Linked DNA regions of Mus musculus: region 1 is linked to region 2. Evidence: chromatin loops called from intact Hi-C (ENCODE). Cell type or tissue: left cerebral cortex. All regions are shown on one strand. Links, peaks and the distances in the headings refer to the core of each region. The heading gives the core; the rest is flanking DNA.

Evidence for each region. Hi-C counts contacts between places; a loop is a spot of excess contacts. Peaks named below come from ENCODE experiments on the same cell type or tissue, not always from the same donor. Only the 100,000 strongest peaks of a DNase experiment are listed, where the experiment ranks them.
Region 1: a loop joins it to region 2, with 7 times the contacts of the local background. A loop is called at or near these places in 28 of 42 quality-filtered maps.

Annotation. Positions count from the first base shown.
Region 1 is chr5:5,256,334-5,273,243 of GRCm38, forward strand. The region is part of intron 2 of Cdk14 (cyclin-dependent kinase 14); the gene reads right to left. Among named protein-coding and RNA genes, the nearest start is that of Gm30151, 110 kb to the right of the region's middle. In left cerebral cortex, for the core only: a CTCF peak has its summit at 10,346 (motif pointing left); DNase peaks (open chromatin) are centred at 6,810, 7,549, 8,625, 9,300 and 2 more places; H3K4me3 peaks cover 3,632 bases; H3K27ac peaks cover 3,525 bases.
Region 2 is chr5:4,954,390-4,971,299 of GRCm38, forward strand. The region is part of intron 10 of Cdk14 (cyclin-dependent kinase 14); the gene reads right to left. Among named protein-coding and RNA genes, the nearest start is that of Fzd1, 200 kb to the left of the region's middle. In left cerebral cortex, for the core only: a CTCF peak has its summit at 7,734 (motif pointing right); DNase peaks (open chromatin) are centred at 5,048 and 7,750.

The DNA of each region.
Region 1 (16,910 bases), core at 5,589-13,588, 300 kb after region 2:
CTCCCCAAAATATTTATTTTTTTCTAAATTATAAAGCAAAACAATTCTACCTTTAAGGGAATTTCAACTAGAAAAAGATAGATAGACACAGAATTATGAAGAATAAAAGGAATTTACAACTCTGCTGGAATAATACCCCTGAGTGCCACCTTTGCTATTTTAACCTGCTGGGTTGAAAAGGACTGCATCCTCTCTTATTGCAAGATGTGGTTTCTCTTTTTTTTCCCCAATTAGTGTGTGTTTGCAAGTCTATTTCTCTGTGCAGCCATGTAGATAAAAATGGTTCTATGAACACATGGAACAAAGATAGAGGGTGTGTTAACTATATGTAGATACAATGATACGTGTATGGATATTTTACTATTTAGCATCTTTTGTTTTTTGCCATAATCAAGCTCTCTATAACAATATTAACTAAGACCCATAACTCAAAACAGCATACAATAAGCCTCTTAAACATTCTGTGTCTCAGCCTTCTCATTTGTTAAACAGTAAACTGTTGTACTTAGCAGTTATTTTGACCTTTACTACCCCTAGCCTGAAAATGGTCCCAGATAACAACTAGTGAGTGACTTTAAATATATCAAGTACCAGACAAATGAAACCACTTCTTTCTGTTTCCTTTCCTATGCAATTCCTCCTCAAGAATTTAGGATTCAGAGAGTGTGGCGGTGTTACACACCATAAACACTTACTTTGGTATCTCTGGTCTCAGATTTTCATTACCTGTGAGATCACAGAATCATTTATCAGTGATCCAGCATGAACATTCTGGCTAAGCAATCGATCAAGCAACATATGGTGCAGCAATGTGCACTGTAGGACATTGGCCAAACTTGGTTCTATTAAACAGTATCTCTGTCCCTACATGAATATCATTGCTGCAACCACAAATGCTCTACGAACTACATCCCTTTTAGATTGTGCCTCACAGTCCATCCTAAATAACTGCTGCTGTCATCTATTTACATAAGCTACACTACGCTTGTTTTCCTAGATTTGGTGGGAGCAACAGGAAGTCCGTCTTTGTTTTTTGTTTGGTTGTTGTCATCTTTCTCATGTGCTAATTATATTTCAGGCCCAAACTGTAAGTACTTGGGTATATAAACCATGTTTTCTGTCTCTTTATTGTCCTAAAAGATAAAAGTATGGCCAAGAAATAAATGCTCTGCCAATAACTACTCAATAATAAGCTTTGCCTTTAACTAAAAGTAGGCTATGTGAAAAATCACTCTCAGGCACTGCATTAAAGGAGACACCCCCTGAGTTGAGGTCTTTTCTGGTCAATGGAAATCCTTTCACCAGCTATTCCTGCTCACAGAGTTCGATATCCATTAAGGTGATCCTGTTTTCAAGTGCTTTTTTAAATATCAATTAATTTTTGTAAATAGTAATTGCATAAAATGATTGGTTACATTATCACATTTTCTCACACTTATTCAAACACACTCTCCCCCTTCCTGCCGATCCCTTCCTCTTTGCAATAATCCTCGTCTTTCTCACGTCTCTTTTTCTCCTAAATCTACACTCTCCACCTGAAAGAAGGAGGAGGAGTAAATGTGATGCTGTGGTTCTGAGTATGACTTATTTCATCCACTTATGATGATCCCTACCCATTTTCCTGCAAATGGCAGGACTCCATTCTTCTATGTAGCTCCCCATAAAATTCCATTCTGTATAGAACTGCACTCTGTTCATCTACTGATGCTGAGCAACAGGCTCCTCTCTTGACTCTCACAAATAGTAATGCAATAATCACAAACGTGCCTGCATCTCTCTGCAATGCTAACTTTAGATTCCCAGAAGTACATCCCTAGGGATGCTGCAAGCTGGATCCCATGAAGTTGTGGCTTGAGTCTGAGGAACCTCTACACTGACTTCCACCACAGATGCACCTACCACACATAAAGACTTCTTTTTCCTTTATTTTCACCAGGATTTGTTACCATTTCGTTTCTTTGGGATAATAAAACTTGTATTTCTCTACTGACTTTTTTCTGTGGATCTCACCTAATTCTATTTGATCCATGCAGCAACTAATAGACAAAGCTGAATGGAAATGGACAAACCTGCACCATGTCATACTGACTCAGGAACTTCAGTCTTTCTGGAATCTAATGTTTATTATCAAGAAACGAAACGGGAAGCTGTCTTATTGGTGCTAATGGGAATATGTATGTATGCCTCAAGCAGGTGAAGTTTTGGCAAATATTATAAGAATAATTCTAAGGAGCTTTCTCTACTATAATACTTATATAGTAATGGCTTTATGTGAGCTATAGTTTGCCCATAGGTCCACAGAGGTGTATGCATCCACTTATAAACCTTTAGTATCTTCACTTTTTAAATTACCAGGATAAATTTAAAGTAAAGCTTAATGATGCCTCACAGCAAAATAAAAGTAGCATCCCTGTTACTACTTGAGGTCTACATAGGGTCTTGGTCATGCTATTATCCTGGGGAGTCACACGTCCTCTATCTCATGCTTTAAATACCTTGCTACAGACCAACAGGACTGACCCAGGACTGACCCTGCCTGGAATCTCAGGCCCACCAGAGCCCTACCACATTAGAATCTGAATTTTAACAAGATTTCCTATGGATTCATAACTGAGACATGTATTGATATATTTTGCTGATATGGTCAAATAAAAGAGAAAAGTCAACTCCTTCAGAAACACACTTTCTTCCGATTTGTGCATGCCACAGGAGTGACGAGCATATTGCATCTTTGGGTAACATTTCTGCTCAAGTGTTCCATAAAATACGATGGCAACTTCAGATAATTAATATTATTTTAAGCACTAAAATAAAGTTTCCTAACAATATACAATCAATGTATATATAGCCAATGTGTATAAACATCCTCTGTTTAAAACAAAAAGGAATGAGATAAAGTTAAGAATGAATAGAATAGACAGATTATTATAGCATACTTCCTGTCTATATTTTGATGTACTTATGTGCTTCTAGAAAAGAGATATTTGTATGTGTTAAAATCATGTCTATTTTTTTATTAATGTCATTAACACTTTTCTCATGAGAATTGAACCCAAAACTGTGCTTTGCTAACGTATCAAGGATTATTTGGTATCTTTGGAGTAAGCAAGTTTATAAAGAAGTTAGTACTGTATCTATAAATAAAAATATTCAAGCCATCGGTGTGCACAAAGCATTGGGTACCACCTGCAATAAGCCCTACCATCAGGAGAGAGCCCTCTGTCTACATGGCAGACTGGAGTAATCCTCTCCAGACTGAAAAAGCACATGGGTTCTGACTCCTACTCCATGGAAGGCTGAATCAAACACTTCTCAAACAACAGTGGTCCCAGGAAAACTTTAGCAAGAATCCCAAAGAGTCAAAGAAAGTTTATACAAATTCTCTGACTCCTGCTTGATATCCCCAATCATAATATGGTTAGAGAGAGAGAGTGCGTTCACATAAGATGACCACATGCATAGCCACTGTTGGGAGGCAAAACAGTAGAATTTACAGATGTACTTTCTCCCTGACCACATATCTATAGTCAGAAGGGCCAGAGGAGGAGTTTGTGTAAAGCTGAGACTCTACACATGGCAAGGGGGTGTCTCTGTCCTGCTGCTCCGCAGAGTGAAGACTCTGCCAACCTAAAAGAGTCCCCACTGCTGCAAGCAGAATGCCCACTCTCCACAGAACTGAAAAATTAAGCCACGCAAAGTGGCTCTCAATGCACAGCTAATTAGTTTCTTCATCAAGACACTGTTCCCCTAAAGCTGTCAAGAAAAAGTCTATTTCTGTCCTAAAGGACATTTTTCTCTTTCAAAGAATGTACAGGTTTAAACACAACTCTTTATTATGATTATTATTATTATCACTATTATTATTGTCTCTGTCTTTGGTCTTGTCTGAGAAAGGGGAATAGCAGTGTATTTTCAAAAGACCCTCCATTATGCATTAGGGGAAAGCAACCTGGCCAGGGAGACTAACTAACATGAACTACAGCAATTTAAAAACTGAGACCGTGTGCCATTTAAGAAGTCCTAAAAGCAAATCAAATGGGATAGGTCTGAAATCAGTGTTCTATCCTAACCGGGATAGCCATCTGCCCAGCCTAGAAGGCCTACTGTTTGCATTTCACTTTTTAACAGACATCCTAAGAGACTCCAGAAGCTGTCATCTGTCAGAAAGGCTGTGCAAAGGTCAATCCCGGGCATCTTTGGAATTCTGTTGTCTCACTTCTGAGCTTCACTGAATTGCCGCTAGCCTGTTTGTACTGTGAACCAGGACAGTTCTATCTCCACGTTTATACCTCTCAGAGAGCTCTTTATTTGGTCCTACATGAAAGATAAAGCAACATTAAACAATGGGAACGGAAAAGACTACGCTAGTGGAGGTAAGACTGATCCATTAGGACCTGAACTCTTCTCACCTGGTAACTATCTGAACAGTATTTAAGAACAATGATATAAACACTTCAAAAACTCTTCCTGAAGAAGAACTAAAATGCCATACTACCATCTTATTCTGAAACACATAAAAAAATAAACACAACTTCCATCGCCTCACCTGGATCAAACACCTTTTCTAACAAAAATAATGAATGTTTTATTAGTCCTTGGGTAATAACTTAGCAATGGTGGTCAAGATGTGATGTTGCAGTGTTTAAAATGTGATGTTTACCTTTCAATGAAACCAATCTAAATTCTGGAACCATAGAACCCTGGAAAATTTAGAACAAAACTGAATTCGAGTTTGACAGCCGAAGCTCTCGCCGTTTGCAGAGAGAATTTTGTGTGAGTCACTAGCCACACAGAGCTCCTGAAGAGAGACACAGGGAACAATGTGCCTTTGGGAGAAAAAAAAAGCAAGTGTCTTTCAATACAGGTTTCACAATTGGTCCGTGTACTGGGAAGAGCTAAACCTTCAGCAAGAACAGCTATCCTGTATAATAAAGCCGCCCGCTTCCATGAAGACTTGCTCTGTGTACCCTTGCCACAACAGAAAAGTCAATACTGACTTCTCAGTAATCCAAGGAGAATGGAGCCGAGATGGCTGGATGTAAATATCCTGCTGTGTGTCTGCCACCTGAAACAAGCCCGGTGCTTCCACAGGCATTTCTCTGCCAACGTGTTATCAGGATCTCATTTAGTAGAGGAGCTAACTGCTGGCTGAAATGGCTTGTCGATTGGACAGAAGAGAACCTCTCCAGACCACACACCCTCTCAAAGTCTGGCAAGGGAAAGCAGGGAACAGGAGCATGCTGTTACAGCTTCTGTTTTATCTTCTTCAGTCCTGTAAAGTTCAGAAATGCTCATATGTGCCCTCTAATGAAGCAAACTGGAAAAGAATCTGGGATCTGGTGCGAAGGTCGTTGTTAGAAAAGAGAGACGGACACTGCAGGTCCCTAGATGCTGTGACACTGGTAAGAGTGGAGGCTCCCAGTCACGGAACTCATCTACAACAGTGACTATGAAAACTACCTTTAGCACAATCTCTCAGTCTCCACCAAGAGCCACGGGAGGGCACAATGTCATCTCAGTTTCAGAAGTAATTAAAACGAAACAGGCATGAGCTGGGCCACCCGTCCAAGGCCATGCATAGCATAAACACGGGAGCAGAGATTTATTGCAGGACCAAACTACAGAGCAGAAGCTCTTGACCACTGTGCGCACATCCCCTACGTTCTACATCCTAGATGGATTAAAGGATGAGCCTTACCTGCAGACCCGCCCACCCATGCTTTCACCGCTCCTGATAGAAAAGAAAAGGAAATCCAAAGCTGCACAGAGTCACTGGCACGTAGTGTTCTGGCCGCCCTTCCTTCCTCCCCTCCACCTCACCACCAAAGTAAACAGTCATTTAATTAATCTGATTCCGAATCTGCCTCCTATGCCGAGCCAGGCTATAATAGAGAAAAGCAGAAGAGTGCAACGCATTAAGAATCATTAAGGACAGGATACCATGTGTGCTGCAGGCATCTGTAATCGGAGCACTTGGCCTCAGCTATATATTGAGTTGAAAAAGTCAGTATGACAACATGAGATTCTGTCCCAAGACCAAGGCCACTGAGAAAGGTGGGATGACCCGGATAATAAACAGTGTTATGCTGAATCTTGCTCCTCTGTGCCTTGAACAGGGAGTTACCAGCATAGATACAAACCTGCCAGTGATCCAGTACAGAGATTGTCAAGTCAGTTGATAGCAAACAGATAGCAAACAGGCTCTGGATGGGGCCGTAACCTGACCTTCTAAAAAGGAAGCGTCTATTGGGGAAAAAAATAATCTCTTGGATTTAAAAGGAGCAGTGTGTAGGGAAATTCAAAAAAGAAAAAACTTTATTGATGAAGCTAAGCTTGCCTGTGTAATGAAAACCTGTTTATTGTGGTATCAAGCATATAACCGCTCTCTATTCCTCCTGACAAACACAGACGCTATCTAGAGGGGTTCTAGTTGACTGTCCACTAAAAGCAGGATTCGGGGCAGAAGGTAGCCCACAGAGTACATAGGAAACAACCACCACCATCATCATCGTCATCATCATCATCGTCATCATCATCATGGCCTTTGCTTTTACAGTTACAATGAGTAACGCACTGCACAGGAGGTGAGATCTTAATATTAATGACAAAAGTCACAATCCAGCTTCACAATGAATATCCCAGCTGATCGTTGCTTTTATCCGCAAATATACAAGAAAGCAGTCCAGTTACTGTGCCCAATCAATCACACGCAAATAACCCAAAAACCAGTGGGCAATTCCCTTGGCGGATTTTGGACCTCCTTCCTTGCTGATTGGAGGATCTTGTTAGAAGCTCTAAGTTATCTGCTAGCATGCCCATATGGGGCCTTGATTCACTGACACCCTATGCTAAGGAGGAAAACTGCTATCTTTTCCATATTAAAATCCAAGTATACTCTCCAAGGAATAAATTCCCAATGTATGGCGCGGTATCGTGAGCTGTGAAGACACGCTAAGTAAGATTGGCCAAGTGCTATGTCATTGCCCTGTACCTAGCAGAGGCCAACTCAGAGGCATAGAAAGTAGAACCAAGGTTGTCAGGGGTGAAGGGAAGGGAGAATGGTAGAAATATTTAATGACTTGGAATGATGAAGAAGTTCTGGACATGGATAGGGGTAATTATTTACCACAAAACACTGAATATACATAATAATGCCACTAGACTATAAATTTAAAAATGGTAGGTTTGGCAAATTCTGTATAATGTGTATTTTAAACACAGTTTTAAAAAAATCAAAGCATACAGTGTCTCTCTCACAGTTACCAAAATGGAAAAGCAAACACTCCCCACAGATTGTTTTTCTTCAAAATATCTTTTAAAAACAAGATTCTAAGATCCACGAGGGCAGAAACCAGATAAACCTGTTCCATTCATCATTGTCACCAAGTAGACTCTCCACCAAGGCTTGCATGTGAGTGACTGCCTACAATAAAACAGGCTCTCCTGAGCCGCCATTCCACCATCTAGAACGTTCCAAATTTACTTCTTGTGAGGTAGTATTACTATACCTAAGCTTCTGGCCGCTCCTCTCTACTGCTGCAAGTATGTCTCCCAGCATCTTATACAGAGACACTGAATGCCTGCATGATGAAGACAAGTGTGGTTTTAAAATATATGTCGCATCACCACACCACTAGCCCCCTTTTTAAACATCACGTTTTGCAGATATTCCATTCCTCCTGTTGTGAGATGAAAAAGAAACAAAAAACAAAAACCTCGCAGTGTACACAAAGTGAAGGTAGAAATATAAATAGCTAGAACATAGCACTCTCAGAAGACAGAAAACAGACTCATCTCAACAGACTTAGATATAAAACACCAGTTTATATTTCTCTTTCCTTTTTAGAGAATAATAAACGACTGATCGAAATACAAGAAAATTCCAACTCTCCTTTGAACAAAATCCAAATATTCATTCCTAGAAATCAAAGCCCAGTTTTATGCTTAATTTTTAATAAGTACAGAGGCTCCTCCTCCAATAAGTCACTTACTATAAATCTTAGATTCCATCTATGTTTTTCTCGATTAACTTATAAGGTAATGAAGTAGTCTTTCTTACTTTTTTGTATCACAAAATTATATAAAAACTACTTTCTGATCAATATGCAAGTTATTGAAAATCTGGTCAACTAATATTCACTCACTACAACATTCACATTTCAAGTTAATTCCTAAGTTCAAACATACAAAGTAAAATATTTTAAAGCAAAATATCAAATGCTGACACCCTTAAAATTTAGCACCCACATAAAAGGTAGACCCAGACAAATTCACAGGATCATCTAATGTATTAGTCTCTTATGTAAACAATATGAAAATATATCCTTCAACTTCAAACCCCCCTGGCTACTTAATACCATGCCCCAATTAATTAAGTAAATAGATATTCATCCTCTGTCAGGGTTTATATTTCAACCTTGCTTGTCATCTTCTTCATGAACAGGCAAGCCTCATTTTGGTGTAGCCTGTCTACTAGCCCAGCCTTTCTTGTATGCAGGGGTTCTCCATCAGCATCTATAATGCTAACAGCCCACTAGTAGAGCTAGCTGGCACTTCAAGCAGAACTGCATGAAGAATTATCACTTCTATGCAGGAGAGCAAAACCATTACAGGTATAAAGATGCCAAGTGGCAACACCCTGACCTCTACTCAGAAACACACACTCAAAGCAGGTGCATGTCAGGGCTCGAGGAGGAGAAGGGGTAAGGTGATCAGAGAAGCAGCCCCGGATTTCTAGTATAGTAGAGATATCAATTCTACTCAGACCCAATCCAGCTAAATTCACAGACATCAGTTTACCCAAAGGAAAAGTGGTCTCCCGTCCTTCAGTTGATTGACTCAGAGGGCATTCAGCTAAGCATAGCCAGGCAAAACCATATGCAAGATCTCTTTAAGCTATAAAAAAAAAAAAAAAGGTAGACTAGTTTCCAAAGAAATCAGACTCGGCTATGGCAAAGAAGCAGTCACTGAACATTTTCTTCATCTTATCTGCTCCTGGTGTTTACAAACTCCAGGCAATAGCCTTGGGAGCCTCCGGGGATTCGCTGAGTAACCCCGTCGGATCCTTAATTTAAATACCCCATTATCAATCTCTGCTGGTTTTGGCAGTTAAATAGAATCGACTGAGTGGCATGACATGCACAGAATGAATCCTTTTCAAGTTGTAAACGAGTGAGTCAGGATTCAGACTTGCCGAGATGCTCCAAATTAAAGCCCTTGCTATGATTCAGGCATGCTCTGTCTTACCGTTTATGCTGTTGTCTCTCTTGAGCCGGATTCACCTGGAACTCCTTAACATATCTCTAGCAATGTGTTTGCACCAAGCCAGCCTCAGACAGCAACTGAATTCACATCTTTCTGCACTAGCAAGCTGAAATGGTACGGCCGTACTACAACCAAGAAAGGGGGAAGCACAAAAAATTCCAGAGATCACCCAGAGAAGCTGATCTCAGTGGAGCAAGACCAAAAACAAAAAAACAAAAAAACAAAAAAACAAAACAAAAAACGTTTCAGAAGAGCACAAAGAACATGCTAACAGTCGGTCTTGAAAGCTTTAATAGGTCAATTTTTTTTTTCCCTAGAATGATCTCTTTTCTTCCTCCAAACACGATGGACTTGCCTGTGGGGTTCCCAGGAAGGCAGAGTGAGCGGGCTCTGCAGCAGCATTGCAGCCAGAGGAACCACGCATATGCTGTCCAGGCAATCCACTACACCCTGTCTCTCCAGAAAGATATTGATTTGCAATGCAGTGCTGCTTCAAAAGCATACAGAACGGGAGGCAGACAGCTCGCGGTAATTGCACATGAGGAAAAACATTTAATCAAAGGGATGCACTTTATCCTGCTCAATTCAATTTTTAAAGGCACTAGAGAAAGCCAGAAAGTATCCTGAGTGACAGTGCCATTAAATCATCATCTGAGGTCCTAGAGAAGGCCAAGTTTAGGCTACCAGCGTTCATGTTACAAATGCTTGGGAAATGGTTTGATGTGTCTATATGCATAACGTTTGTCATATGTAAATGAGGCATAATGAGGACTCTAAAATTACCATGCACCAAATGCAGGAGGTTAGATTTTTTTTTTTTTTTTTTTTTTTTTGCACAGGTGTAGCACTTACTGAACCAAAGTGACAGTTGCATAATTATGAGCCTGAAGAATTACTGATGGGCTTAGGACCCATGACAGCATCAAAAAACAAAACAAAACAAAACAAAAATCCAAAAAACAAACAAACAAAACAAAACAAAACCCTGCAAACCAGGGCATGCAATCTTTAAGTAAATTGTGCCAAGTCATGCCAGAGGGTACTGGGTGGCAAAGGAAAACTAACTGCTACTCTCTTAGCGCCCCCTACAGGAGAGAGGCTGATCTCTCCCTCATACTTGAACTAGGATTTTCTATGCCTGGAAAGAGAAGCACCATGGTTCAAAAATTAGAGTAAGGTACAGCAAAACTGAAAAATAACTTACAGAAGAAATTTTAAAATAACATGGTAATCTATAATTATAAATATTCAATTTTATGGTAAATTTAGTAATGAGAGACGGTAACTACTGTGCTAATGGTGAGTGGCCAGTACTCCCCAGGCGCTGGGCTTGAGTCTGTGTGTTGCCAGAGGCTGAGGAAGAGACCATTCACCCATCACAGCCCAGTGGATACAAATGAAACACTTCTCCTTCATAAGACGTCATCCTCATCACTCCAAATATCACCTGAGAAATAATCAACTTGATTTTTTTTCTGCAACATGAAAGAAAAAATAAAATATAAAAAAATAAAATTTTCATTTAAATAAAAACTATTATGTGCTTTTTTCTTTATCAAAGCTAAGAAATAAACACTTTTGGGGGAGGGGTGCGTATGCATAAATATGCTTTGGCAAGCCACAAGTCAAGTTCAGATGCTGTTTCTCGGAAGCTGTCCACCTTTTTTTTTCCCCCTCAGTTTCTCACTGGTCTAAACCATTTCCCCAGAGCTAAGGTAATAAAACCTCATGTGCTGCCATGCCAGGCTTTACACAGGTTCTGGTATTGCATGGCAAACACTTTTCTGATGAAGGTAGCTGCCCACCCCAAGTTTTTCCCTAATATCAGAAAGTATTTTAATTGTGTGAACCACGTGCCTGAAGAGTAGTGGTCGTCCAAAACATCTTTAAGGCCTTGAGATTCTCGATAGGGTTGCTCATCCTTCCAATGCACAAACTCTTCTTTGGCAAAGCCAACACTGCTTCAAATCTGAATCATGTAGGATTTAATTATCTGTCACATCCTAAAATGCTCTTTTATTATTGCTACTGTCCCCATTTTAAGGCTCTGAGTACAAACCATGCCAATCACCGGCTTTTTTCATTACTCTGTAACACAAAGCGAGGCCTCTAAAAACATTGATTAATTCTTAAACTAACTCATCAATTTTTCCCAACTCCATGTTTTGGGTCTAAAATTATCTTAGGTAAACTCCTTCCCACAATTCAATGCTTAGGTTCCATGTCAGCTTAGTCACTTGGCCACAACAGTTCTTATGGTTTGTTCTTCCTGAAACTGTGGGTGAACTAATGTGGTATGCAAAGGGTTAATGCGACAAACCATAAAAATAACAAAACAAAACAAAACAAAACAAAACAAAACAAAACAAAACAAAACACCTCTCTATTTACTCCACAAGCATGCACTTGTATACACAGCACTGTGAACAGCTACATACATTCTCTACATCCAAGGAACTAAAGGAATGATGACAAATAAAGTGCCTACTATTCACAAGGACCTGAGACATATAACAGGTCATATTAATGTCTTAACATTACAGACATATAAACGCATAGCAAGCAAGACATGAAATTATCTGTAATAATCAAATACCAAAATTAAATTTGCAAGTAGATTAGGCTAAATCTAACTCAAAAAGAAACTTCAGATAATGATTTCAAACACTTATAAAAGCTATCCGAAAATGATTCTAAATAAGTAAAACAAGTTATAATAATGTAATAAAACATGCTTATTATTCTTCTAACAGAAGGTCTCATTATGTAGCCCTGGATGGCCTTCAATGGTCCATGTCTGCCCTCAAACATTTCATCCTCATGCCCCAGACGCCAAGCATCCCTGGCGATGTAAGTTTTTGACATAAGCTCCCTGCTGTATCTCAGGAGACTCTTTAGAGTAAGTAACATAAATCTGAGGAGCCTGGGCTCTGCTTGGATGGGAAAAGCACGTGAGCAGCCACGTGAAGCCTCAGCCGGAAGCTGGCTGAGCCGATGGCCAAGCACAGTGGCAGCAAGAAGGTTCAACAGTAGAGCTTAAATGGTCGTGTGTCGCGTACCAGGAAATCGGGCATTTTATCCCATGGGAAATGGTGGTTGCCTTGATTCAAAATGTCCATCTTAAGGGAATTATAGACAGATAGTGGGCTAGGTGGGGCTTTTCAGTTTTTAACAAGGAACTGGTATAGAAAATAAATCTGGACAAGGAGGAAAGGGAAGACATTCTGGAAGCAAGGACAAATTTCTGGACAAGACCGTAAAGAAGGCAACGGAATTAGGGGGTGGACAGATAAAGAGGTGTTTCAATGCTTGCTATTGACTGGACTGGACATGAGGCCCAGTAAAATGGGGGGAGCTCAAGTTTAGTCCTGAAATTCTAACATCACAAGGAGAAAGTGGGGGCATAAACAACCAACGGATACGAAGGAAAGGCGGCCGGTGGAGAGGAAGAGGTGTTCTGGCAAAGGCATGTGTGCGTTCATGCTCAACAGCACACGGCTTGCTACATGCCTTCACTCATTCCCCTAATATCTGGGGTGAACCAAGGTGCTAGTCCACCTACTTCTAAATCAAAGGAAAATGAAGCCAGAGATAAATGCTTGCAACCAGCCTCAGTCCACCTGAAACTAGAAGATAAACCATTTGTTCCTCAGGCAGGCAGCCATTGGCTGGGCCTGAAGAGCAAGGGCTCCAGGCAGGGCTGGGCGCACTGACTGTGCAGAACTGAGCCTGTTCAGTCAAGCCAGCCATTTTCCACTTCCTCAATGCTGACAACTGCTACAGCCATCTTCACCGTTGCTCTTCTCTCTGCCCTACCACGGTTCTGACCTGCCAATCACTGGCCCACTCTGCTGGCCCTAGCTCTACTTAACTGGACTTCAGCAACTACCTCAGCATAATCTTTCCTCTCCATCCCTAGCCTGCTGCCCTAGCTCTGCACATTAATTTGCTTTGTTCTTCTATTTATCTTCACACAAGAACCCCACCACCACCACCCAAGAATCAGGGGCTTCTCTATGTTAGTCCTGGGTCTTCCTGACACTTTATAAATTGCAGAAGAGCTGCTGGTGACAGGAGTATAAACAAAGTCTGGGGGAGGGTACAGAGTCAAAATGGGCAGGGAGCACGGAGAACTGTAGGGGAAAAATATGGTATCAATAAATACAACTTTAGAGTTGGCCATAAAATAGCAGTCAAGGCAGTGCTGGGACATGGGGCTCATCAGTAAATTAGTCACTGTTTTCACGAATGAAGAACATCTTTACAAGGGACAGTGACATGTATCTGAAACCTCAATGGGACACAGTAGAGGCTACAAAACATTTTGAGATTCAGAGAGAAAAAAAAAGGATAAAAGTTCTTATAAATAAACATCTCATTTGGATTTGTAAAAAAAAATGGGAAAAAAGACTGACAAAGTTTAATCTGGCATCCATGTAAATTCATCTCCGCAATGAAACCGAAGTTAACCTCCCGAAATGCTTCCCTGACTTGAGATGGCTCTTTCTCCAGCGCCCTGGGGAGGTTTCTGAGTGAGCATTTACAGTCGTTAGCTGACTGCTTCTCCAATGCTGCTGCTGCTTCACCAGGCCTAAGCATTGACCTTGGAGTAAACCTGAAAATTCTACAGCTCAACTGCTCTCCATCAATGGCACTGAGCACCCAAACTTTCATATTCGGATAACTGTCATTTAGTTAAAATAGTTCCTCAAAACACTGCAACTCTGAAGGCGCTGAGCTTAACTACTTAAGAGTCATTCAGTAGCTAAGCTCAAGCTATCCTTAAGCCCTTGGTGCTGTTTATGGGAGCGTCAGAATTGAGAATTTGTGTTCTCCTTTCTGCGCCCGGCTTACTTCCCTCAAGCAGTTTTCTCTGGCTCCATCGCTGCTGGAAATGATAGAATTTCCTTGTTATGAAGACTAATGGTGTCCCTCTGTGTTTGCGCACCACTCCCTCTTTCTCCATTCATTGATGGTCCACATTTATGCTGATTCCATAACTCAGCTTTTCTAAACTGAGGAGTGAACTGTAATAAACACGTTGTGCAAATATCATTTTTGAAAAGTTGATTTCATATCTTTTTACTAAACCACCAAAATAATATAGGCAGATTTGTATTGCCACATCTGTGTAACTTACAGTGTCAACAGAGTTTGGGTGTGATGGGTTTATTCATGTTTCTTGGTTAAAAACAAATCTGTGTTGAAAAAAATATGTCCATGTGAAAAAAATCTTCAGTTATGAAATTGATCTAGTCTGGAAATTGGAAGTCCAAAGATGGAGCTGCTGCTACCAAGGAACGTTAGGCGGTGATGGCTCACAAGAACCTGCATAAAAGGGGAGAGCCCTGAATTTAATGAAAAAAAAAAACAGGTCGATGCAGACTACAGCAATGAATCAGGCCTTTCTTATTTTCACCTTGCTTTCTGCAATCTCATTTGGGACACAGTATTGCTGCTCCCTGGACTTCAGCCCCTTCTTTCTCACCTGTATCCATTGCCTCCTCAATTTCCCTGCTGACAGTGGGTTTGCACCTCAGTCTCTGTTCCCTTTGTCAAATCTTAATCACTTCAGACTTGTACTTGCTTTGAAATATGTTAGTTTTTTGTATACCTGCTGTATACACATGCATGCACCCTTCCATTGATTTGAGTGATATATGAACTATGCATACATTGTCCCCCTGCTTATAAACCAGCGGAAACATGGCTTTGGCTGTGATGTCATGCACCAAGTATGTACACCTGGAAAAACTCAGATGAAAAGGTTATTTTGTGGAGACCATCTTCATAAAGAGCCGCAGGAGGGTTTGAAATGCTCTGAAGTAGCAGGACACAGGGAATAACAATGAACTTATAAAACCTGATTGCCACATACAAATTCCTCAGATGGAAGCAAAAGGAAGGCCAACAGCATTGAGAAGAGACAAGAGACTCTTCTCTTGTGGGTGTGGTTCCATGAGGATGGAGTCTATGAATGGTATGAATCCATGACTGTTCAAAAGCTCTCGAAGGAACCACCTCTCATTCTGGTTTCTTCTTGTTGTTCATTTGCTTGTTTGTTATTAAACTGGCTTAAGTTTTTTGTGAAGAAGGACAAGTTCCAGTCCTGGGTTATAAGTGAGTGTTGTTGCTTTTAGACACATTATCCCAGGTTTGTAAAACAGTCAGAAATTTAGGAAAATATCAAAAGGAAGAAATTATCTTAGAAGTATAGAAAAATAACATTTGAAATCTAGTAAACTATCACTGATCTACTACTTAAAGTATTAAAATGGGGTGGAGACAAGATGGCCTCATGGGTGAAGGCACTCACCAGTCACTTGAATTCCATTTCTGGAACAGGAAAAAACTGGCACCCATTAGAGACAAGAGAGTCACCGAAGCTGTGGGCCAGATGGCTCTCAGTATACAGCACACACAGCGTTATATTTTGTTATAATGTTAGGCGTATATATATTATCAGGAAGACTGCACAGTTTATATGTAAACACAGAGGAAACCTGAACGTCCATGCACTTTTCGGTACTGGGAGGGATAACAGTAGCACTTATCAGAAGTATCTGATCCCAACACGGGGAAGCTGGAAGCAATCGTCAAAGTCTTGAAAGGGTTGACTTGGGAGGCAGGAAACCTGAGTTCTAATCTCTGCTACTTAATTATCTGTGCAGCTTGCGTAACTCATCACCATTTCACCTGTCACGGCCCCAGGTTCATCTTGCAGCCGGATCCAGAACGCTCACAGAAAAAACATTTTTCACACAAGAAAAACCCCACCTCAGAAACAAGACTGAAGAGAGAACCAACTCCAGAAAGTTGTCCTTTTGACCTCCACAGTGAGCCATGGCACATATGTAACCTCTGCCCCAACATACATACATACATGCATGCATACATACATACATGTGTTTTTGTTAAAGTTTAAAATACTGTAATAAAATTCAGTCACTAAATGATTTGCCAATTCCTAAGACCTGAAGTGAACTAGAAAGGAGAAAGTTGAGAAAAGACAGCAGTACTCTAATGCAGCAAGAGCCCCTGATGATCAAGGACAAACTCCGACATTCAAATGGGATCCTAACTCTGTGAGTGGAGAAAAATCTCTGGTTCTGGTCTTTTAGAGGACATGCTGATGTGACTTTGGTTATCCAAAGAGAAGTAGACTGCGTGGAGCAGGCAGTGCTGCTTTCCTTCTTCCTTGGTAAGGACTGCTCTACAGGATCCACTGCAGTCTAGGAAAGCACACATCTCGTTCGGCACTAGACAAAGAATCTACCCTGGACCAGTACTTACGCTGGGACCCTCCAAGGAGCATTCAACCGCACTGCAACCCTCTACCTGGTGGTGGTGAAGCAGGGAAGGCATCTCTTGGAAACATCCACAGGCAGCATTTCCAACTGCTTCAAGGATCTAAGCAGAGAGCCTGACTCTCAGGGGCGAGGACAGAAATGAGGGACAGTGACAGAGCTGGTGACCAGGAACATCAGGTCCAGCCCCAGTCCTTGGTATTCTCGCTGCCTGGGTCTCTAACACAGAGTAAATCAGTTCCTGTTTCTATTTTCCCATAATTCCCATTCTAGTAAATCTCTTCCTTTCCTACGGATATGTTGAACTCACTGCCACTCCCTTGTAACCCAGCGTAGAAG
Region 2 (16,910 bases), core at 4,032-12,031:
TAAAAGAGATATGGTATATATCAGAGAGCAATCAATAGTAAAACACAACAGTGTTTTTTGAAGCAAGTTATAACTATGCATATAGTGAGTCATGATACAAAAATGTTTATCTAGCTGGTTAAAAGCGAATTCCTATTCTAACAAGAAGCTAAGAGCATAAATCAAGAATGCAAGAGATAAAAGAAGTTTATACTGGAGGGCAATGGATTTAGCTTTGAGCCTGTTAAATGTTAGGAGTGCCTTCAGGTCAAGAGAAGGTTGTGTTCAGGACAATGCAATCAGATATGGGATGTGGGGAAGAATTTCAGACGGGAAGAAATACTTGAAACTCCTTGGCATATATGTGGTAATTGAAGCAAATGTCAAATACAAGCTACAAAATGGCCTCACTCACCTACGTTCCCACATATGCCGGAACTGTGTGTCTGGGATTCACTGGAGTGTTTGGCATCAGTTAAGACAAATAAGAAAGGACCCATCTTTATCAGTGAGCTCTGTGCTCCCGATGTTGATGACTCACAGGCAATGATTGTACATTTGCTTTTTTGGGATAGGCCCAGACACTACAGCACCAACCTGGCACCTCTGCTGTCAGGGGTCAGAACCTCTGTAGAAATATCTGTTTTACAATAAGAGAAGAAAATAACTTGAGCTCAAAGTTCAAGAATTAGCATTTCCTTGCAACATTTGTTCCCCCAAACGATAAACACTTACAAGAACGCTCATGGTTTTGCAGCCTTGGGGTTGCATGAGCCTTGGATCTATTAACATGGAGCTCAGGGCCTTCTCCATCAAGGACACCAGGGCTTCAGGAGAATAAGGACTGCCAGAGTCTTCTTTAGCTTGAGATGTCCTAGAAGTCTCTAACAGAAACTCTAGCACAGGGTGCTTCTGGCCTACGGGGTGTGTATAAAACTGGCTCACACAGGCAGGAACTCATGGAGGGAGACAAATGCTGGGTACTTGCTTCATGTTTCCAGGCTTTATGTGAATGATCATAGTGGAGCTGATAACTGTAAGCTGCACACATACTCCACATAGTGGGACTTATAGACTGATGACTGTAAGCTAGCTGTGAACAGACACCACACAGTGGGACTTATAGACTGATGACTCGTGTAGCTGTGAACCTAAACAAATAGAAAACTGAATAACTCATTTTCATCTGAATCTTAAAACATCTCTAAAATAATACTGCTTTGTTGGTCCCACTGGCTCCTCAGTGGGAAGTCCTGACTCAGCAAAACTATAGGGCCATCATACACCACACTCTGGGCAAGATGGTGAAGTCTGTGAAAAGCCACAGAAAGCTGATCCTTTAAAATGCTTGTCTGGACAGTGTACTCTCTGTCTAGAATAATGATCTCGTGGAGATTCAGAACACCTCATGCTGCTTAGAACTGCACACGGGGTATGCTGTGGATGGAGAAGATGAAAGATGAGAAGAAAGGCTCAGCAATCTGCTGGCCTCCAGGAGTGTGGTGAGAAGAAAATCCCGAGAGCGCACGCGTGTGCGTGTGCGTGTGCGTGTGCGTGTGTGTGTGTGTGTGTGTGTGTGTGTGTAGAAAGATAGTTACAAGATGGGCTAAGCTATGAAGGAGAAAAATGCAAGTAGCACAAAGCCAAAGTTGGCCTGGGACAGAAAAAAAGTACTGAATGTAAATTTCTGATGGAAGTCTCTGAAAATGTAGGCTACATGCTTAAATCAAATAGTTACTCTTATGGTTTGAATTTGGAACTTCCCTACGGCCTCGGTCTCCAGCTGGTGGTGCTATAGTGTAAGGTTATGGAAACCTTGGGAAACGGAGCCTGGCATTTAGCTGTAACCTAGATCTCTGAGTCCCAGTAAGCCACCAAAGTGCGATGAGCACTTCTTCTCACACTTCCTCCCCTAAGGATGATACTGTTCCTGCTGCCATGCCTTCTCAACCACCTCTACGACAGCGAGCTGTGGGGGGAGGTGCCCTAACTGTTCGATTGGGTCAATAAAGATGGCAGAAGCCAATCGCTGGAAAAAGATACAGAGGTGGGTTTTCCAGCTCCCAGGAAGAAGAGGAGAAAACAAGATAAGAGAAAGGGCTTTTGGGCCAGGCTGTGGAAGGAGAAGTCAGACACCATGTAGGTCTGGAAGCCATTAGAACCTGTGGTGGCCTCCTCCACCAGATGAATTCTAATGTAGAATAGCTGATGAGTTTAGGACAATAGTGTTATCTGGCTGATTTTAAAATATTAAGATTCGTGTTTTCCCTGAGATGATTCAGATGGGCAAGAGAGAAGGTGTGGCCGTGGGGTGGTCATTGGCAGTCGTTGGAGCCAGCCGAGGGGGTGGATGGTTGGTGGAGAGCAATCCAGTGTTTATGGGAAACTTGTTAGCTAGCCAGTGGTCGCTGAGTACACAGCTGGAGGGTGGCTGCTGTTCCCACAGCCTACCTGGAGCAAGCATGTTTTTGAAAAGTACATGCAACAGCGAGCCAACATAAATCTTTCTTTCCTTAAGTTACTCCGACAGGTATTTTAGTCAGCGTGATAAAAGAATCTAAGAGAACCATTTTCTATTTATCTAAGTTCTTAAGCAGTCATAAGAATGTCTATTTAAAAACTCAGGTTAAAAACAACAATGTCTGTTTGCACTGGAGGGGGTGATAGGATGAAGTGGAAACATCTCTCACTCTTTATTAGATAGATTTCCACCTCTTTAGCTTTGAATCACACACAGTACATCCTAACACCTGAATTATGCCCTCTCACTTATTCCTGTTGGCTTTTATTTTCAACTTGGCAGACTCTAGAATTACCTTGAGACGAGTTTCTTAGCATGTCCGTGAGGCAATGCCTTATCATGAGGTTATGTGAGGTGGGAAGACCCGCTATAAATAGGTGGGAAGGCACCACTCCCTGGGCTGGAGTTCTGGTTGCATAAGAAGAAAGCTGGGTACCAGAAACCATAGCTGTCTGCTTTCTGACTGAGGATGCAGTGTGACCAGCCACCTCAAGCTCAGGACGCCACGGTTAATAGTCTCTTTCCAAAGGTGTTTATGTCAGGTATTTGTCATAACAACAAAACAAGTAATTACTACGCTGCCTGTAGTGGTTTGAAGCGCAGGGCTTCCATGGGCTCCTAGGTTTGAAAGCTTGGTCCTCTGTTGATGGACTGTTTGAGAAAGATGTGGCCTTGATGGTGAAGGTGTGTGTCACTACAGGAGCCCTTAGTAAGCCCACCTCAAACCCAATCTGTCTGTCTCTTCCTCTTCCTCTTCCTCTTCCTCTTCCTCTTCCTCTTCCTCCTCCTCCTCCTCCTCCTCCTCCTTCCTCCTCTCTCTTCTCTTCTCTTCTCTTCTCTTCTCTTCTCTTCTCTTCTCTTCTCTTCTCTTCTCTTCTCTTCTTCTTCTTCTTCTTCTTCTTCTTCTTCTTCTTCTTCTTCTTCTTCTTCTTCTTCTTCTTCTTCTTTCTCTCTCTCTCTCTCTCTCTCTCTCTCTCTCTCTCTCTCTCTCTCTCTCTCTCTCTCTCTCTCTCTCTCTCTGCTTGCTGCCCATAAATTGGATATAAAACCCTCGGCTACTGATGTAACATTGCGCCTTTCTGCCTCACACCATGGTAATCACGGACTAACCTGTAAAACTGTAAGCAAGCCCCTCCCCCACCCCCATTAAATGCTTTCTTTTATATGAGTGGCCTTGTTCATGGTGTCTCTTTACAGCCATAGCTCAGTAACCATGACACCATGCATGCAATAAATCGAGCCACACTGAATGCTGGCGTGGCTTTCTCTGATAAACAATAAATGTGGAGGTATGACGACACCAGATTTGTGCCTCATCAAACTCCTGGAGCCTCATGTGGACATGGTAGGCCTGAAACTGGGAGATAAATAAGGTGGTCCCAGGAGGAGGCTGAGGGAGGGGCTCTTACCTGGTGAGTACAAGGTCTGCATGATAAGCACCAGAAGTAGCTAATGCCGCCCCGTTCAGTCCGCACTTGCCAGATGCCTCCTTTTACTGCTTACTCTCAGCGCTGTCATACGTGACCACGCCTGTTTTACGTGGATACCTGGGATTGGAACTCAGGCCCAGGCCCTCAGGTTTGATCAACTCTCACCCGTTGGGCACTTCCTGAGTCTAACCCCCAACTTGTTTCCAGTGTTAATGGCAGGAAGATATATGTGGTCTAGAGCAGCTCTCCCACAATGGGAGATGTGAACCCCAACTACAAACTGCTTTAGCTGGCAAAGAGAACATGGCATGATACCTATCACCTTCATAAAAACGTTAGTCCCTTCTTTGGTTATCTTTCCATTCTTTTGAGAATATCAAGAAGAAAAGCTTCATCTCATCTGGGTGTTTGTTTTTACGACCTCCCAGGCACTCGGCTCTCACTCCCTTAAGGGAAGTAGGACTTAGGTTCAGGATCCGGGGTGGGTAAGATCAAACTTAATATTACGTACCCCTTACGTATTTTCATTGGTTTCATTTTACCTTGTTTTCTATTATGGGAATGCTTAAGGGATCTCTGGTTTTTTGAAGTCATATGAACAAGCAAAATTACTTGAAAGGAGTTTATTGAAAGGAAAATATTAAGCCACTGAGAGAGGCCATGCTACATACAGCAGAGATCTCAGATACAGAGACAGAAAAGCTGATTGAGGGGCTGTGTTGGTGGAGGAGGGGAGAGCAATACTGAGTCCATCAATAGTGAGATACCCCTAGAAAGGAACTACAGGGTAGGTGGCTTTCAGGACAAAATGCTAGGAAGGAGCATATTTGGTTCTACCCTGCACACATAGAGGAGGTGACTGGGGACTCCTCAGGACTGCCCCCAGAGCAGAGCAAATGCATATAAAGATGGGACAGGAGTCTCTACACTGTTTTAAACTTCTTTGCTTGCTATTTTTATACACATCTCAATCACATTAATGTTACTTTCATTATACGTTATGATTTTAGTGTCCCTGTATGGTCTTAAATATATTCATTTTTCTCCTTCTCTTGACACCCACTTACTCGCTAAGCCCAGGATCTCCCCGGAACCTATGTGTCATCATCCTTACCTTATTTCAAGTTATACATCCACACTCCTAACTGGTCTTTTGAAAATCAGACTTGATCAACTGTTACTCTGTGAGTCAAAAGCTTCACACTGTGGCCAAACCCCGTCTCCCCTGACACACTTAAGCTGCTGGCTGAGGCCTGCAGAACCCCCTTCTCCGCTTATCTAATTGTTTACACATTCTTGTCCCTTCATACTCTCCCACTGGTCCTTCAGTGCCTGCATCTGGCACATTCTCCCGTTAGCCACACAATGTTCCCACATGCAGTTCTGAAGTCTGGACATCTGTGCCCTCTCCATGTAATTAGCTGCTAATTAATTTTTCAGTCCTGTGTTGAAACCTTGTTCTCAGGTCAAGTCCCACGACCTGTGCACCAGGGCAGGATTCCTGTCATACGCAACACCACAGCTTCATAGCAACTGCCACAGATTAAATTTTAGCAAGTGTTTACTTTGCACTCTGATTTCTTTGTTTGTTTTCTCTTTTACTTTCTATTTCTTTTGCCTATCAAGTCTACGGCATAAAGTGGGCACTAAATATCTATTGAATAAACTACATAGACTTGAACTGGTATCAGGAGGAGCCCATGACTGAACTCAGTCGCCTTCAAAATAAAGGCTGTACAAGGTGTGTGTTTCCCATGCTATTTAACTCTGTACTCCTAAAGAACAGAAACGAATGCTCTCGTTTCCTTCTAAAAACCGGACAGCCAGGTGACTGAAGAGAAAGGCTGCGTACAGGGCTCCAGGGAAGAAGGTTTAGTACGTGTCCACACTTGTCCACAAAGAGCATCCACCTTCCATCGCCTGAGTGTCATCGCCACGTGAAATGCAGGACAGGACCACTAAGGCTGTCCCTTTACATAGGGGACTAGGTGAAGCCAAGAATTCCTATGAAATTACTCTAAACATGACAAAGTTCATCCCGTGAGAAATTCATTGATTATATTTTACACAAACTGCAAATGCAATGGGCCCTCTTTCTGAATGCAGTGGCAAGGAGCTGCACTGTAACTTGCGCAGTGTATGTCACCTTTAGCGTAGTTGGTTGTTATTCCCTGATGCACCTTGCTGCCCCCGAGAAGCACAGGGAAAGGCTGCTGAGCTACAAAGTGGCTCAGTTCAAGAGCAGATCACTTGGCAAGGAAGACAACGGTCTTGGTCTCAAGAGCTGAACTTCCTGGCTCCCAGAGGACCGGGAAGTCTCCAGGAATCCCCTTTGTCATTCTTTCCCTTTCAGCACACACATATATGAAAATGTGTCTGGGCGGGTATGTATCGTGTAAGTGTACCCATATATACACACCAGCCCCCTCTTCAGCATTTCATCAGTGACTTGACGTGGAAATAGAGGAATTGTGTAGCTGGCCTTTGCTACTTTGTGGGTTCTTCTTTTTTCCACCCTTTATCCCCTCGGTTTCACTCCCTAATACTAGATAGGAGAGAAACAAGGATAGAATAAAAAGAAAGCCCTGCATCTAACTTATTTCTTTGGTTTTTCTTTGGCTATGGCTACTAACAAGCCTCAACCAACCTCCCTTAATGACCAACTACCACCTCCCCTGCATCTCGGGAGCCTAGCATCTATGCATCTTCTGGAAACTTCCCAGAATTCCAAAGGTTACACAACTGCAGAAAATTATCTGCAGTTGTCAAGACCACACTTCTGTTAGCGCACTGGGCAAGTCATAGTCAGCTGCTGTGGATAACGAAGCAGCCCCACACCCCTACACCAGGGATTAAAACAAAAGCACATTCTTATAATATTTCTGTATTTTCAAAAGAAACCAAAATCCCAGAATTCTCAAAAAATGTCACTACAGAGCTGTTTTACACTTTTAGATGAACAGAGCAGAGGAGGTTGGTGGGCTGGGGATATAGCTCAGGGTGTGCAGTATGCACTCAGCATGCACAAGACCCTAGCTTAAATCACAAATGCCCCCCAAAGTGGTGAGGGTGCTTAATATTTAGCAAAGCAGAAACAACTGTCCACCCAGTGCAGCGGAAGCTGGCGACAATACGCGTAAAGGCCAGGCCTCATGCTCTACTCAGTGCTCCATGATGGAAAGAGACATAAGCTACACTAAAAACAAAAGCCCATGCTGAGCCCCTGATGCTTGCACTTGGTATCCACACTGAACATGGGAGTGGCCAGCGACTTTTTCTAATCAAATGAATACAAGGAAGGTAAGATCTCAATTGTTGGGTCAGTTGATAACTCCCATTGGGTTAAAAGTCCTATTTGCTTACTGGCTTTTTGGAAGCAAACAGCTATGGTCGGAAGATTTAGAGACAAGAAGCTGTGGTTGACCTAAGCCAACAGCCAGCAAAAAGCCTAGCCAGTCATCACTCCAATAGCCAGCTGGAAACTGTTTCCAGCAACCACATGAACTTGGATGTCTACCCTTATCCAGTTACCTTAGTTAAACTTGCAAGCCCTAGCAGATTCATTGATTGTATCTTTGTGAAATCAGGAAGCAGAGGAAACATCTTGTCCAAGTCTGGAAACTCCCAACCCACAGAAATTTTGAGGCAATAATCATGCATTGATTTGGTAAGATTTTGGTGATGCTGTTACACAGCAAAGAAGAGCTTGGGCTGTGTCTGGTGTGAGGAATATGGCAGTAGGAGATCCTGCACAGGAAAATGACTGAAGAAAGAAAAGGCAGAGAGCATTACATAGAAACGACCAGTAGGGGGAGCCTAGAGACCGAGCAGTAAAAGCTGCCTAAGCACGGGCCTCAGACAGGGGCTGGAATTACTCGCTGGAGGCTCAGCTGCACTGGATTGAAAGGGAGGATGTTTCCAAATATTTGCAGTGTTTTCACCATGGCCAACGTCTAGATGGAAAGGAACCCGAGTAAGGAAGTAAGTGCAGCTTCTGGAAACTGCGCAGTACAGAATCAGATAGCAATGGTGAGGCTCAGCAGAGCTGGCCACACCACGGACTCCTCTATAAGCATGGAGAAAATATCCATTAAAACAACAAGACAAAGGAGACTATGAAGATATCCATGCAAGTATGGGGACTTGGCATGTGCTGGGAAGGCAGAGACACGTAATCCCTGAGGACTGCTAGGCGAGCTGTACAGGCGAGCTGGCGAGCTCCGGTCTTAGTGAGAGACGCTGTCTCCACCTACAAGGTAGAGACCGAGGAATGACAGTCAACATCTACCTTTGTCTGTTATGCCCATGTGAACACATGTATACATGCAATCATGTACATGCGCATATACACAGATGCACAAACAGATCAAAATGAAGGAGAGAGCTGAGGAAATATCTCCGTTAGCAAAGTACTCGCTATGTGAACATGACGACATGAGTTAGATCCCAAAACCCAGTTAGATGTGGTAGTTCCATGTTTGTAATCTCTGTGCCAGGGAGGCAGGAACAGGAGGCGAGATCCCTTGGGCTTGCTGGCCAGCCAGTCTGGTTTGCCTGAGTTCCAGAGACAGACCATGTCTCAAAACTCCAAGGTGGAAGATTCCTGAGGAATAACAATTGAGGTCCTCTGGCCTCCACACGTACACGTACACGTACACACATGAACGAAGTACACACATGAACGTGTACCAATGCATAAACTGCACACACTTGTGCGTGTGCACATGCTCTCTCTCTTGTGTACACACACACACACACACACACACCCCAAAATATTTACTGAGATATTCACACTCCAAACAATCACTTTAACTGGCCCAAAGGAGAGCAAAGATATGTCAACTATCCTAAACTCACAGATAATATGCTAGGCCTGGGGCCTCTGACTGCCCCAGTCTAACTACCTAACCCACCCTCAGGGGCTTCTGATAAATGACTTGTAGATTTGATTGATTGCCTAAGTCTGGGTCCAGAGGCCACAAAAGATTTGCAGAAGAGAGACCAAACAGCTGTTAGAAAACCCGAGGAGAAACACAACCAACCAACTTAAAAATTATTTCAGAAAATGTCTTGTAGAACCAGAGTCCTCCAACTAGAGCAGCTCACTTAAAATATTTTGTTTCCATCTTCTCCAGTGTCTCCATCTTTCTCTTCCCTGTTGCTTTGAATGCCTGTCTGCTTAAACGGGATGCCCTCACTGCTTCACTGTTGTCTCAGTGACTGCTTTGCAGAGTGAGTGAGTTACTGTAACAGGGCCTCAGACAGGATGAGATGTGCAATGAGATGTGCAGGCAGCAGCCAGTGGGACAGCTCTGCACTGGGGGTGGGGGTGGGGGTTGAGCATAATCTCCATACAAATGCAGCCTGCCCACTGGAGCACCACAGCAGAGCTTCCAAGGGACCCAACAAAAGGATCTGGGGACAGGAGCACTAGATAGGAGCTCGGTTACTCACTATGTATTCCTTCAAGTAGCAGCAGTGTGGGGGCAGGTGGAACTGTGTCACCAGGCAGAAAAACTGGTAAGGTCAAGTTGATGAAGGAACCGGGATTCCTGTCCTGGAACACAGTGACCACCAAGACATCCCACTAAGAGGACCAGGACAACTGGTCAGGTAGCGCAGAGCCCAGAGCTCTCCATACTAATGAGGTATTTAGATGGCTTGGACTTGAGGGCTTAGCTAATAAATACTTTTTGCACGAAGCAAAAAGTATTTAATCTCTGGTCCACTCTGAGTAAGTTGTATACATCCATTTTCTATCATGAATAAACACTTTGGACAAGCAAGGACTCTCCTTCCTCAAAGACCACCAATTGAGGAAGTCTTAGTCAATACAGAGCCATGCTAAGTCTCCTGCTGAAGGCCTCTCTGCACTCCTGACACCCACTCTGGGCTAAGCAGGATTTCCTCCACCCCACTCATCTCAGGCCCATGGTTACCCCCACCCCTCTTTCTCAACTACTTGCAGTTCCTAGCAGCATTTGAGTACCCATGCATTAGAGAACTGCAGCCTGGCCCCAGCCTGCACCGTTTCTCACCCAGAGAAGCTCCGGCCGGGGCCCCTATCTTATGCTATGTTTCACCTCCCCTGAACAGCATGCCCCATGAGCCCAGCACCCAGATGATGGTGAGAAATGAATGTAGCCTCAACCTCTGCACTTCATCTCCCCGAATGGTGTTCACACACCCCAGTGGTGAGGTGACGCGCAGAACCACACAGCATCAGGGTGGCTCTGGAGTTAGAAGCTACAACAGCACAAACGCCAATGGATTCTGAGAGTATGGGTCTGAGAGCCCCTGCTTAGCAAGACTCATTCTAACAACCTGCCACCCTTAAGCTAGAATGCACAAGCAGGGCAGAGGCGGTCATGGCCACGGGTGCACCCTCACCAACATGAGATTATTTGTTCAGACAGCACCTGGGACGAGGGGTGGAGGCAAACTGGAGCTTGCGGCCATGGGCAGCTGGGATAGTTCAGACTTGGGAACTGGCTCTGTGTTTTGCAAATCAGAACTCAACAAATTCCTTCCTTTCCTCTCTGGACCGTTGCTTAGGTAACAGTGCCTCCCAACACTCCTGGACACAAATAGTGACACTGCTCCATGCACTGAAACCCTTTGCTTCAGCTGAGACCAGTTCAATGATAAATGTTAATGTTGATTCGGATCGCCTCAAAGTTCAACATGATAAAGCTGCCAATTGTGAAACACCTATATTCCCAAAACTAGTTTAAAAATATATTTACGGTAATTAGAATGATGTGTCCCCGATTACCCTTGGGCATGTGAATATTTGGTCTCTAGTTGGCTGCTGTTTTTAGTCCACCAGGAGGTATGGTCTTGCTAGAGGAAGTATGGCCCTAGGCGCAGGCTTTGAGGCTTCAAAACATATGTGCTGTTTGCAGTGAGCTCTTTCTGCTTGTTTGTAGCTCAGGATCCAAGTTGTTGGTTGCTGCTCTAGAAGCGTACCCGTCTGCCTGCTGACCCGCTGTCATGGTTCTCTGCTGTGGAGGTGACAGTGTGCTACCTCTTTAGAACCGAAAGCCCCAAATAAACTTTTCCTTCTCAAAGTTGCCTTGGTAAAGGTGTTTTATCACAGCAATAGGACATAAATATAATATTACACACAAAAGCATGTAAACATGAATGCATTATATTCCCATGACTGTAAAATACATAATTGGCACCTTAGAACAAGCTAAATATATTTTCTCCTAGTGTGGGGGCTGTTTCAGTGAGCTGAAATGGAGATGTGAGCAGGGCTTTGCTCCCTGTGCAGGCTCCAGGGAAGGAGCCTGCAGGTTTCAGCACTTGCTGGTACCTTGGGGTGCGGTCCCGTCAAGTTAGTTTCTTCCTCCATCCTCATACTGCCTTCTGTTTCAATCTCCGTCTACTTAGTTCAAGTAAGGACAGAACTGATGGCCTGTCCGGATACTCAATGGTGTGGTCTCCTTCTCAAGGCCAGTAACACATCAGCATTTGCAAATATCCATTTTCCAAGCAAGGTAAAATTAAGGTTCCAACTAATATCTTAATTATTCATTATTTAGCCTACACTGGAGTGAGAATGACATAACTATTTCTAAAGTGTTCTTTATAAGCATTCCTCCAAGTGCCCCACTGTGCACCTGCACAGTGGACTCATCAGAAAAGGCCATGGAAACACCTCAACTTGACTACAGTAACTCCAAAGATGCTGCCTTAGTGTTTGCGAGTTTAAACACATTGTTTCATGAGTTGTGCATCATTCCCGTGGAATGGCACAATATTGGAGAATGCCTAGGGGAGATGTCACTCCTCAGTGTCTTAGGCAAGAGGAACAGAATGGGGACCCGACTTGGATCTATAATCCCCGATCTGCATCCCAGCACACAGATTTATTTGGGCATTACTAATATGACTGTAATTTACCTCAGCTGACTTCTGAAGCAGCTTATGTTTGCAAGAGCTGAATGGCCAGCCCAACTACCTCCCAGCTAAGTGACCCTGCCCCTTCAGCAGGAGCTGCTGACATCCTGCGGATCTCCTAGACATACTTCCTTAGCTTTCATAGTTAAGGATGGCATTTCCATATGGTACTTCCCATGGAAACCAGGTTTGTGATCCATCTCACTTGACCCTGGCAATTGTAACGGGCATGTTTCTCCTCAAACCAAGAGGAAAATATCTTTTCATTTTACTTCTCTTTCCTTGGATCTGACACATGAAATTGTGTTTAAATTAACTCAGCAAGTTCCCATGAAGTCATTACGGCAAGAACTAGGTCACTAGATACCACACATGTAACTCTATATTCTCCTCCTGAAATGAACTCCGCTTAGATCATGTTTGATCCATTTAAAAGAAATGCCTTTCATTTAAATAACTTCATTTTTATTAAAAATATGTAATATTTTCTATTATTTAAGGTTTCTACAAATAATATAATACTGTAATACTATAGCTAATTATATATATACATACACATATATGTATATGTGTATATGTATGTGTATATATGTATGTGTGTATATACATATATATATACATATATATATATATGTATGTGTATATATATATATATATATATATATATATTTACTTACTTACTTACTTATTGTTCTATTGTTAAATTTTATCCAAACTCTGGTGTCACTATTGTGTGAATGAAGTACCATTCACCCAGTGTCCTGGTCATGGGCACAGTTACTTCTTATAGTAAGGAAAAGTGGACCATGCTACACTGGCAGAGGAAAGCCCCCAGGTGAACTTACTATCATTATACTATTAATGTGAAAGCAAAATACTGACACCCATCTAGAATTGAGTTTTCAGAGACTTGTGAGAGACTCGCAATATGTCTCCCAAAACAACAGTCCTATAAATGGGAGTAAATCTCCTGACCAATGCACAAAAGGCTGAAATCATAAAAAACAAAACAAAATTTAAAAGGGAAACATCAAACCATGCTTTCTGTTATGAAAGTCTTTCTAATAAGAATGTATCTGCCATGGACCTCTCTGTTTTCCTAAGAGTGAGACAGCCAGACAAAAGGACAAGACTTCTGGTCTCTTATCCAAGCTAGAGGCTGGAAAAGAAGAAACAAAAGCATAGATTAAAGCTTCTAGAGGACGGAACTATTTGGAAGGAGGTCCTAATCCTAACTCTAAGTCAAGCCTACCCTAGCCTAACCTCAATCTTCTAACCCAAACCTAGCCCTAACCCTAACCCCAACCCTCAGACCAAACTCTTAAGCCTAACTCTTACCCAACTCCCCCAACCCAAACCCTAACCCTCTATCCCAACTCTAACCCAAACCCTAACCTTCTACCCAACTCTAGCCTTAACCCAAACTCTAACCTTCTCACCCTAACCCTAACCTTAATCCTAACCTCTAGCCAAACTCTAGCTCTAAGCCTAACACTCTAATCACAACCTTCTAGCCCAACTCCAAGGTTACCCCAATCCTAACACTTTACCTATGCTCCCTTAAATGGGCTCCTAGCTCCTAGCAGCATTAAATGGGCTCCTAGCTCCTAGCAGCATGAGAGGGTCAGGAACTGGCATTTAGTTTTGTTACTTATAATCAGATTGATAGAGGCAGAGGCTCAGAACTGAAAGAGTTATGACTTAGAAGGGACAAGAGCCACAGTGGCAGGGATGAGAAGGGCTGTTTCAAAAGCACCTCTCCACCCTCCCCTGCGATTTAGTACCAAGTCCAGGACCAATAGCAAGGTGGGGCAAGGAAGCTTTGAGCAGGCATCTCTACTAGGTGACAGGCTTGGATTTTTCTGTTTCTTTTCCACAATTTTCTATTTCTTCTATAGAGGCATCTACCTGACATGAGATGGGGCATTTGAGAGATAGACTATGAGACTTTTGAAAAAGGAAAGTCTTTTCTGTACTATAGTTCACTGGTACAAAGTAGGAGCAGCAGAAAGCAGAGAAGGCACTAGGAGACTGTCCCAGGAGACCAACAGTATCCTTTAAAGGCTGTTCCTACACTGAGAAAATGTAGGACAAGGCTGCAGTTGGAAAGACAATCCATACTTTTACTCATGCTAAAAAATTATGTTATTTTTCAGAGCTTTGAATGGGGTATATAGGACTATATAGATTGCCATCAAACCTATGGTAGGCATAATGGCAGGAAATTGCTAAAGAGTTTTATATCAATAATAATTTTATTAAAAACATTTATTAAAATGTCTGCAATTATATTTTCCTGCATGTTGATCATATCTGATAAGGTTTCTTGTTTTTTTTTACTAGATATTTTCTTTCTTTACATTTCAAATGTTATCCCCTTTCCTGGTTTCCCCTCCAAAAGCCCCCTATCCTCTCCCCCCTCCCCCTGCTCACCAACCCACCCACTCCTGCTTCCTGGCCCTGCCATTCCCCTACATTGGGGCATAGAACCTTCACAGGACTGAAGGCTTCTCCTCCCATTGATGACCAACTAGGCCATCCTCTGCTACATATGCAGCTGGAGCCATGAGTTCCATCATGTCTACACTTTGGTTGGTGGTTTAATCCCTGGGAGCTCTGGGGGTTACTGTTTAGTTCATATTGTTGTTCTTCCTATGGGGCTGCTAACCCCTTCAGTTCCTTGGGTCCTTTCTCTAGCTCCTTCATTGGGGACGCTGTGCTCAGTCCAATGGTAGGCTGTGAGCATCTACCTCTGTATTTGTCAGGCACTGGTGGAGCCTCTCTGGAGACAGCTATAACAGGCTTCTGTTAGCAAGCACTTGCTGGCATCCACAATAGTGTCTGGGTTTGGTGACTGTATATGGAATGGATCTCCAGGTGAGGCAGTCTCTGGATGGCCTTTCCTTCAGTCTTGGCTCCACACTTTGTCTCTGTAACTCCTTTCATGGGTATTTTGTTCCCCCTTCTAAGAAGGATCAAAGTATTCACACTTTGGTCTTCCTTCTTCTTGAGTTTCATGTGGTTTGTGAATTGTATCTTGGGTATTCTAAGCTTCTGGGCTAATATCCACTTATCAGTGAGTGTATACCATGTATGTTCTTTTCTGATTGGGTTACCTCACTCAGGATGATATTTTTTTCTTCCTTCCTTCCTTCCTTCCTTCCTTCCTTCCTTCCTTCCTTCCTTCCTTCCTTCCTTCCTTCCCTCCTTCTCCCCTCCCTCTCTCCCCCCTTTCTGATTTATTATTATATCTAAGTACACTGTTGCTATCTTCAGATGCACCAGAAGAGGATGTCAGATCTCATTATAGGTGGTTGTGAGCCACCATGTGGTTGCTGGGATTTGAACTCAGGAACTTCAGAAGAGCAGTTAGTGCTTTTACCCACTGAGCCATCTCGCCAGCCCCAGGATGATATTTTCTAGTTCCATCCATTTGTCTAAGAATTTCATGAATTCATTGTTTTTAAAAGCTGAGTCTGATGAGGTTTCTTGTATGTACGTATCTAGGGATTAATATGGCTTGGCTATGGAACTGGGGAAAAAAAAACAGAAGTGGGGGAAGAGGGTATCAGAGTGTGGAAGAGGCTGCAGGGTGTTCAAATGGATGGAAGAGAGGAAAAGGGAGTAGAATCAACAAAAACAATTTGCTTGAAAGCGAAGTAATGAAATATAACAAGCCAAGGCTAGCCCCACCAGGGCTCAGAGGCTCCTGATGCTCTTCGCTTCCAGAGAAGCCAGAAATTCAGCCCTCTAAATGAGTTTGCCCAGATCTGGATTTTTCAACCATTCATGTCTTGGTTCTTTATCATTGTAATAGGTACTCAACCATTCATGTCTTGGTTCTTTATCATTGTCATAGGTGCTCAACCATTCATGTCTTGGTTCTTTATCACTGTAATAGGTGCTCAGTGAAACGAGCTAGGGGTGAGAGATGTGTGCAGGAGGGATTGGACTGGGTTGTTATGAGGACCTGAGCTGGATTCCCAGAATCGATGTGACTCTATGTGACAATAGCCTGGACTGGTAGTGAATGTTTATAGTCCCAGTGTCCCAGTGCTGGAGAGAGGGGGTGGGGTGGTGATTACCAAAGACAGGGTAATCTTTGGGGACTCACTGGACCATGGCCTAACCTACTCAGAAAGTCCCTTACCAGGGAAAAGATACTGTCTTGGCAAATAATAAACAAACAAACAAACAAACAAATAACTGAGACAGTTATTGAGGAAAGACACATGAAGTTAACTTGTGATCTCCGCATGTATATAACACATTCATGCACAGACATCCAGTATCCCACTCCCAAATCAGCATTTGCTAACAGCCATCTCATTGTTCAAGAATCCCAGGGACTCATTCTTATACCAAAATTAAAAAAAATGAAATTAAAGTTTCCTTTGTTTTGTTCCCATTTTTCTACACAGCTATAGAGACTGCATAGGCAGTTGGCTCTGACTCTTGCTTTCACAAAAGCGGCCTCGGTATCACAATTGATGCCTCTTCAGACAGACTACGCTGAAATCAAGACAGGGTTATTTGTCTTTCCTTCTCTTAATAGCCTGTCTCCGGAGACAGAACCCATACAATTGGGGTCGCCCACAGCCCTTAAAGCACTGCGCCTGAGTCTAAGAATAGGCAACCTCCTTTCACCAAAGTCTCCTGCTGCCTTCCAAGTGTGTGCACACCACTTCATGAGACGGAAGCCATAAGACTTGCCATGCTGCTCCCGAATTACCACCTCCTGCTTGAAGTGACCATCAGGGTTTCCTTCAGATGCCTTTTAAAAATACTCATCATACTCTTTGCGTGAGTCCCCTGGGAGGAATCTCTCTCTTTGCAAGTCTTCACAGCAGACTTCAGAATAAAGAGATCTGGAGAAAGTGACAGGTCTGACTATAGAAGAGTGTGGCTAAGCAGTCTGTGGTGATGTGTGCTTACTATGTGTAGCTATGGACATGTGCTAGATTAGAAGCTAACATTGAAACTATACAGCTTCTCCTACCCACTCCCAAATGTCCTCAAATTTTAGTTGACTGTAGTGGTAGAAAGGAGGTGATTGAATAAGATACCCATAG